Regions from separate parts of the Homo sapiens genome. Here region 1 is linked to region 2. Evidence: read pairs that join two places in POLR2A ChIA-PET (ENCODE). Cell type or tissue: OCI-LY7. All regions are shown on one strand. Each heading gives the region's core, and the rest is flanking DNA. Links, peaks and the distances in the headings are about the cores only. Region 1 overlaps HELB (DNA helicase B). Region 2 overlaps IRAK3 (interleukin 1 receptor associated kinase 3).

Region 1 (4,400 bases), core at 93-4,092, 82 kb before region 2:
GGTCTCGATCTCCTGACCTTGTGATCCACCCGCCTCGGCCTCCCAAAGTGGTGGGATTACAGGCATGAGCCACCGCGCCTGGCCTAATGTCTGTATTTTTAATAGAGATGGGGTTTCACCAGGTTGGCCAGGCTGGTCTCAAACTCCTGACCTCAGGTGATCTGCCTGCCTCATCCTCCCAAAGTGCTGGGATTACAGGCATGAGCCACCACACCTGGCTTATTATTATTATTATTATTATTATTATTATTATTTTAGCTTATCAGCTATCATTAGTGTTAGTGTATTTTACGTGGGGCCTAAGACAATTCCTCTTCCAGTGTGGCCCAGGGAAGCCAAAAGACTGGACACCCTTCTAGTTTCTGCTACATCCTACTTAGGAGATGTTCAAGCAACAAAACATTTTGTAAAAAAGAGTAAAAACCAGATATACATTTTGGTACAATGACTAACATAGACTCAGTATTCAAAGGTCCCATTATATCTAGAGATTTTAATACAGTCACATCGATTAATGATAGGGATATGTTTTGAGAAAAGCATCATTTGGCAATGTTCATCGTCGTGTGAATAGCATAGAGTGTACTTACACAAACCTGGATGGTATAGCCTACTATACATCTAGGCTATATAGTACAGCCTATTGCTCCTAGGCTACAAACCTGCACAGCATGCTACTGTACCAAGTGCTGTACCCAACTGTAACACAATGGTAAGTATTTGTGTGTATGTAAACATATTTAAACATAGAAAAGGTACAGTAAAATTATAGTTTTATAATCTTATGGCACCACTGTCATAGATGTGCTCTGTTGTTGACCAAACATTATGTGGCGCATGACTGTATTAAAAAAAAGTCATGAAATAATAATGATTGTGATTTTCATATGTGTGGATTATGGAGAAACCAAATGTCTGAGCTGACAGAGGATAACTCCAAAGGCTTATGCAAAGACGAAGGGAAGAGAAGGGTTCTTTTCTATTTAAGGGAAGTAAGATGCCATGGGTGCCTCTAGGATTCATCTAGGAGTGAAATACCACATTCAATTATTTTGCCTTCAGCTTTCTCCCACAAAAATTAGGGGATATTTCTTCCCCAATTCTCCCTTGCACGTAAATGAACTTATTTCCAAATCTCCATTCCCCTTGGGCTTATTCTAGTCCTTAAGCTTAATACAATTTTAATTCATATACATACTTTTAAAATCAGGAAACCTCATCCATTTTTAAATTTCAATAATAACTTATACTGGACCAGTAATGAAAAACATTAACTTTGCTTTTCTAACTGTAGGGCAAAAGGTTTATAGTTGAAGGATGGAAGAGTTTTGCTAAAAGGTGTAGTTAATGTATTGTACTAAATCATTCTAATTCAAAGGCCATTTTTTAAATTTCTAATACAACAGACAGAAAATGCAAACTCTTAGTAATATTATACCTTGTAGCATTGTCCACAATGAGCTGAGATTCTGCTCTATGGTTTGTCTTTAGCTCAATAGCACAATTTCTTGACTTAAGAGTCTCAAAAAGATCTTTCAGCAAGTTACCAGGTTCAATACTGGGTAACTGTCTAATGTCACCTAAAAGAAAAAAAGATACAGTAGCAAGACTTACTCTGAGAAAAAATACCCCCAAGATTGTTTAAAATTATTTAACAGTTTAAAGTTAAATACCTTACAAAAAACAACATTTAAACAGTAAAAGATATAAAAATAGTAATAACACAATAAGGTGACAAAATCTAAATAGAACATCTTTCATACCTATAACCACAGGGAAACTGGGTACAGGCATATGTTTTAGTCAACATATTAGGGGAAAAAAAAAACAGGCCTTAGACATTTGTAGTTAGTCCCTTTTTCAATCATGTTCAATGTCTTACTGAAAGTGGAAGAATCTACAGCCTCAAATAGATAAAATAAGTGTACAAAATATAAAACAAATAAATAAATGCATTTGATAACAGATACGTTCCAGTAATCTAATAGTGATGTTCTGCTCTATTAAAAATATTTTTTGCATGCAACAAATAAGCCCTAAATATAAGAAAAACATGTACTGGGGGAAGCAGAGAGAAGGCTTAAGCCATTAATACAATCAACTGCTTAAAAGACATCCTCAAATACCTAAAAAAATAATAATTTTTATATACAACTTGATTCTCCAATTGTGATTTTATTTTTTTCTCCATTAAATCATATGGTCTACAGAGCATGACTACCCAAGAGAATCTAACTGAATCTTATCAGAATTGGAAGGACTTAAGAGGCTGGTGAGGTCTGATTTATTAGCTTAGCATTATGAAATTACTTTTAAGTGGCCTATAATTCAAACTTTTTATCATTTCCAAATGATTCACATCCTGATTTACTCTGAATCTGTGGCACTTTTACTATTTTAATAGCCATCATTTAGGTGATTAGCAGTAGCCCTTAACAACCCTATTTCATTCACATCCCAGCCAGCTAATATCCTGGCCAAAACAAAACAACCCAAGCTGATTAGGAGAGTGGTCAGATTTAATTTCATGTAGCTTTGGTATCTTCGTGTAGCTTTGGTATCAATTCTGGTGTAAACAACCAACTAAATGGTGTAAACAACCAACTAACCACAATACTTTGAAATAAACATCAGAATTCCAACAATATTTTAACTTACCAAGGATAATAAGCTTAGAAAGTTTGGAGTGCTCACACAATAAATTTAAGACCGATTTGAAGATTCCTACAGATACCAAACTCCCTTCATCCACAACCAGAACTCTAACCGAAGAAAATTTCCATGGTTTGTTTGTGGTCATCATTGTTTGAGTCCATGAATAGAAGCTATAATTGACCTACAAGCAAAGTATGGCATTCCTAAAGTCAGGTTATAAAATCTACAAAACCAAAAATTAATAGCAAGTTATTTTGGGGCAAAACTCGTAAATTGGCAGGGGTGGGTGGGAAGTAAAGAAACACAAAAGTTATAGGGTTGAATATGCAGAACAGACAGACCAAATAAATCTAAAAACAAACAAACAAAAAATCAGATTGTTCCAAAATCTCAACACTTCCCTCATCGTTCTTAAACACAGAAAGCTCCCTATTCTTTTCCATTCCCAAATAAACCTTCTCGTGGCCATCTGAGATATGCCACTGAAGCTCTTCCCTTCTCCCAACCATAGTACTCCATTCTGGAATAAAAGCAGCGCTTTCTCAACCGAATTATGAAAATACTACTTTTTCTTTCAAGTACTCCAAACTTCCTCACCTCAAAACTTTTTAAAAACTACCACCGCACCACCCCCAACAACAAATAAACAACAAAATTCTTTATTACAAATGTAATACTATTTATTATTTTTTAATATAGATGAGAAAAAAATTGGTTGTAAAATTACAACCAGAGAACATTCAATATTTTAGTGTATATCATCCCAAAAATGTTTCTATGTCATCAGTATGAACATTTATAGGTTGAGTATCCCTAATCTGCAAATTCAAAATCCAAAATCCTTAACTTTTTGAGCACTGACATAACACTCAAAGGAAACACTCACTGGAGCATTTCAGATTTTCAATCTGTGTTATGTACAGATTTTCTAAATGGTATCATATCACATCTTCATCTAATTTTTCTACTAAAACTAGATTCAACTGTCTATTAAGTAAAGCCTTCATATTTCCTACCCAAATGCATCAATTCCCTTCAACAAAACCCCCTATGCTCACAGTAGCCATGTCTCACAACATTCGGAATTAGCCATTTCTTTTCTCTTATTTGATATATTCAATTTATTATCTTAGAAATGCTGACATTTTCCACTGTATTTCTAGTGCTACCAGCTCAATACAGGTTCCATCTATCAGCAACTTGATGACTCCAATAGCTTTGCAGCCAGGTTCCCCCACACACAATCCCAGGATGGGATTGCCCCATAAAATACAGGACATCCAGTTAAATTTGAACTTCAAATACACAATAAATGACTTTAGTATAAGCAAGTCAATGAATTATTTGATACAAACTTATACTAAAAAATTATTCATATTTTTATCTGATAAATCTGGCAACCCTAGTCCAAGGATGATAAATGGCACTCCAGTGCTCTTTCCGTGCTCTTGCACTCTCTCCTGAGCCTAAACATAGCTTCAGAAATATTCTCTCACTCAGCATCCCAAGCAGATATTAAGATACTACCAACTAATCAGAGCTGACACATCAGATAAAACTTGGTAATGATCCCTTTCGGGTGTCCCCTTCTAATTCAATCCTTCAGATTAATCAGACATGAAGGCATAGTACAAAAAAAAGATCATAAACTGATCAGAAAACTCTTCCACTGATAAACTACACTGAACATCTCTAGGTCTCCATTCATTCATGTGATAAATAAAGGTAACAGGCAAGATATGATA
Region 2 (4,400 bases), core at 147-4,146:
CGAACCTCTATATCCGAGGACTGCCTCCCCACACCACCGACCAGGACCTGGTGAAGCTCTGTCAACCATATGGGAAAATAGTCTCCACAAACGCAATTTTGCATAAGACAACGAACAAATGCAAAGGTTATGGTTTTGTCGACTTTGACAGCCCTGCAGCAGCTCAAAAAGCTGTGTCTGCCCTGAAGGCCAGTGGGGTTCAAGCTCAAATGGCAAAGCAACAGGAACAAGATCCTACCAACCTCTACATTTCTAATTTGCCACTCTCCATGGATAAGCAAGAACTAGAAAATATGCTCAAACCATTTGGACAAGTTATTTCTACAAGGATACTACGTGATGCCAGTGGTACAAGTCGTGGTGTTGGCTTTGCTAGGACGGAATCAACAGAAAAATGTGAAGCTGTTACTGGTCATTTTAATGGAAAATTTATTAAGACACCACCAGGAGTTTCTGCCCCCACAGAACCTTTATTGTGTAAGTTTTCTGATGGAGGACAGAAAAAGAGACAGAACCCAAACAAATACATCCCTAATGGAAGACCATGGCATAGAGAAGGAGAGGTGAGACTTACTGGAATGACACTTACTTACGACCCAACTACAGCTGCTATACAAAACGGATTTTATCCTTCACCATACAGTATTGCTACAAACCGAATGATCACTCAAACTTCTATTACACCCTATATTGTATCTCCTGTATCTGCCTACCAGGTGCAAAGTCCTTCTTGGACGCAACCTCAACCATATATTCTACAGCACCCCGGTGCCGTGTTAACTCCCTCAATGGAGCACACCATGTCACTACAGCCCGCATCAATGATCAGCCCTCTGGCCCAGCAGATGAGTCATCTGTCACTAGGCAGCACCGGAACATACATGCCTGCAACGTCAGCTATGCAAGGAGCCTACTTGCCACAGTATGAACATATGCAGACGACAGCGGCTCCTGTTGAGGAGGCAAGTGGTCAACAGCAGGTGGCTGTCGAGACGTCTAATGACCATTCTCCATATACCTTTCAACCTAATAAGTAACTGTGAGATGTACAGAAAGGTGTTCTTACATGAAGAAGGGTGTGAAGGCTGAACAATCATGGATTTTTCTGATCAATTGTGCTTTAGGAAATTATTGACAATTTTGCACAAGTTCTTGAAAACGTTATTTATAACGAAATCAACTAAAACTATTTTTGCTATAAGTTCTATAAGGTGCATAAAAACCTTAAATTCATCTAGTAGCTGTTCCCCCGAACAGGTTTATTTTAGTAAAACAAACAAACAAACAGATTTTTATCAAATGTTATGATGCAAAAAAAAAAAAGAAAAAGAAAAAAGAAAAGAAAACTTCAATTTTCTGGGTATGCACAAAGACCGTGAAGACTTATCCAAGTGCATGACCGGATTTTTGTGGTTTTGTTCATTTTGTGTTTAATCTGTGTTTTTTTTTTCCAGCTGTATGAAATGGGCTTTCTGAAGTTTAACTAGTCCGACTTCACCCATGGTGTTCTGTGCTTGCAGTGCGAGTGTTGCTGTAATTCAGTGTTGCCGTCAGTGTCTCTCTTCTTAGCTTTCCGGCCTTTTTTTTTTTCCGAGACGGAGTCTCGCTCTGTCGCCCAGGCTGGAGTGCAGTGGTGCGATCTCGGCTCACTGCAAGCTCCGCCTCCCGGGTTCACGCCATTCTCCTGCCTCAGCCTCCCAAGTAGCTGGGACTACAGGCGCCCGCCACTATGCCCGGCTAATTTCTTGTATTTTTAGTAGAGACGGGGTTTCACCGTGTTAGCCAGGATGGTCTCGATCTGCTGACCTCGTGATCCGCCTGCCTCGTCCTCCCAAAGTGCTGGGATTACAGGCGTGAGCCACCGCGCCCGGCCTGTCTTTCTTTCAATGCAGTGTGAAGTGTCTTATCCTTTTCTATGAATTCCAATTTGCCTTAACTCTTTTGATGCTGTAGCTGTTTCAGTAAAAGTTAGTTCAAACTAATGATGTAGAATGCTTTGACCAGATGAGCTGGTCTATTATGCCTTGTAAAACAGCAGCATAGGGCTTTTAAAAGGTAGTCAATAAAAGTTGCTGAAATTTTGGCTTTTTAAAAATAATAATAATAATAATAATAATAATATCAAAGGGTTAGGATAAAGTCTTTTGTGACTCATCACTCTGAAGCCCAAATACAGAAAAGAAAATAAAGGTAACAGCATCTTCCATTGTTCACTCCTCCAATAAAAACAGAGCCCTGAATTACTCTGGGAAAAGGCCACTGTTTAACACAGATTTTGAGATGTCCTTTTCTCAGCCAATTATCAAAGCCGTACAATAAAACTGCATCCCTCCTAGAAGCTATCTTCCCTTACATAGATTTAGAAAATTAATATGACAAAGGCAAAACAGGCAGGGATTTGGACAGCTCAGTCCTAAAAGCACTGAGCTACACACAGAGGGACCAACACTCAGGGAGGCCTAGGTTTAGAGCACAGTGGAGGATTCATTTAAAAGAGATTCAGGAGGGTAATCTAGGTCAGCCAATCACATCTGGCCGAGGCTGCTGGGGACTGACTGTCATTACCATCTGACAGGTGTTCAGTGGCCCAAATGAACTGAGTTAGTTTCATTCCAGCTTCTAGAGAACAGGTGTGCATATCACCAAACACGAGGGGGAAATCTACTGTTATAGTTGGCACTAATTAACATCTTTGCTGGCAGGCTCAGCAGAAAGGCCAAAAGTTCAATGGCCGTGGAAGGGACTGATTTGCTTTGGAACAGGCAGGGACACATTGATGAGCCCTTGTGAAACCACAGTTCTCAAACAAATGCCCACAGCCATGGATCTCCATACCCTGACACATGCCTGGGTGGGCACATTCTATGGATGGGTTACATTGAAGTCCTTGAACTCTTTGGAACACTCAGAAAGGCAACAATTGTCAGCAGCCCCACCACCAAGTAAAATATAAAATACATTGCTAGATGCATTTCAAGCCTTGTCTCTTCCATAATATTCTTGTTTCTGATCAGATCTCTCTGGGTACTCTGTATCTTTGTTACCTGTTGGGCATTCTGTCTAGCAGTGTTGCTTAAATGATTTTTATAGTTCTGCACATCCAGACAAGTTCCTGGGATAGTGACCTGGAAGAACTGGCCTCCTCTTAAGTTGTGAGACCACCTAAGAGACTCTAGAACCTTTCAGTTTCCACCTATATCCTAGACAAGCTGCAGACTTTCACTAGAGCCCAGCTTGTCAAACCTAGTTCCTCAGCCTAGTCAGAATCCAAAGCTGCATTCCATCCCCTGCTCACCACAGTCCTCATTCTTCTGTAGTCTCACCTTATCTTATTCTCCAACCTTGTCCTTTCTTTTCCAACCAACTGATTTCTCTTGCTTTTACTATATACGTGGCAATTCTTTACTCTGTTCCTTTGAACAAATTATTGCCTCCACCAGGAATATTCTCTCCGCTTCTTTCAACCAATCCACTGCAATGACCCACTTTTTCCAAGACTTGGCTTGGAACTCTCTAACGAGAGGAAGCCTTCTCAGACCAACCACTCAGTGGGCATAGTTACCATTGCACTACACATTTTGTGTTTGTGTTATCTTTCTGATCACCAGGTTGAACCTTCAAGGACAAGACTATTATCATCACTGTCTCTCCCCCTGTGGTCTAACACAATGCTCTGCACACAACAGATGTTCTATAAATATTTGTGAAGTAAGATGAATGGGATTGTCAAGATATTTAATAAACACTTTTTTTTTTTAAAGTAGAGAATGGGGTTTCACCATGTTGGCCAAGCTGGTCTTGAACTCCTGGCTTCACGTAATTGGCCCACTTTGGCCTCCCAAAGTGCTGGGATTATGGATGTGAGCCACCACACCTGGCCAGTAAACATATTAACAGAGAAGTAATTTTTCTTAAACTAGAGCTTAGTCAGTGGGTCCACTTTTCAAACACTATAAATTGACGATAGAGGTAAGAGTGTTAAGTAAAAAGACTGATTGGCCACCACACTACTTGGCCTCTGTCACTGTGCCACTCCCACCACTTCTCAACCAGTCAGGATAGGAATTACCACTGAAGATGTGTGTGCTCTTTGTCAAGGACCTTATGCCATTTAACCCTAGGAGATAGAAGCTATTATTCTACTACTAACATTTTGCAGAGAGGAAGATTGAGGCTTAGAGACATTAAGCAATTTGCTCAGAATCGCATTTTAAGTGGAAGGTCTCTCTGATTTAAACATTAGGGGACACTGAGCTAAGAGAAAAGGATGGGAGGAGGGTGGGGAGCAAACATGTGAAAAAGAAAAATCTTCGAGTCACATTTTTCAGAACTCTGTCCTGTCAAATCTTCCTTCATAGCTGTGGTGGCTGCCATGGTGCACTCTCCCACCATGACTCCAC

The links. Peaks named below come from ENCODE experiments on the same cell type or tissue, not always from the same donor. Only the 100,000 strongest peaks of a DNase experiment are listed, where the experiment ranks them.
Region 1: POLR2A ChIA-PET joins it to region 2 with 5 read pairs; 9 of 35 experiments call an interaction of 5 or more read pairs at or near these places.

The regions. Positions count from the first base shown.
Region 1 is chr12:66,312,422-66,316,821 of GRCh38, reverse strand. HELB (DNA helicase B) reads right to left here. Exons shown (of 13, transcript NM_001370285.1): 5 at 2,659-2,836; 6 at 1,439-1,580. Among named protein-coding and RNA genes, the nearest start is that of HELB, 12 kb to the right of the region's middle. In OCI-LY7, for the core only: no CTCF peak of the experiment used is centred there; no DNase peak of the experiment used is centred there.
Region 2 is chr12:66,230,710-66,235,109 of GRCh38, reverse strand. The region is part of intron 8 of IRAK3 (interleukin 1 receptor associated kinase 3); the gene reads right to left. It also overlaps the pseudogene RBMS1P1. Among named protein-coding and RNA genes, the nearest start is that of MIR6502, 18 kb to the left of the region's middle. RefSeq lists an enhancer at 1-38. In OCI-LY7, for the core only: a CTCF peak has its summit at 950 (motif pointing right); DNase peaks (open chromatin) are centred at 909 and 2,579; H3K4me3 peaks cover 1,124 bases; H3K27ac peaks cover 1,574 bases.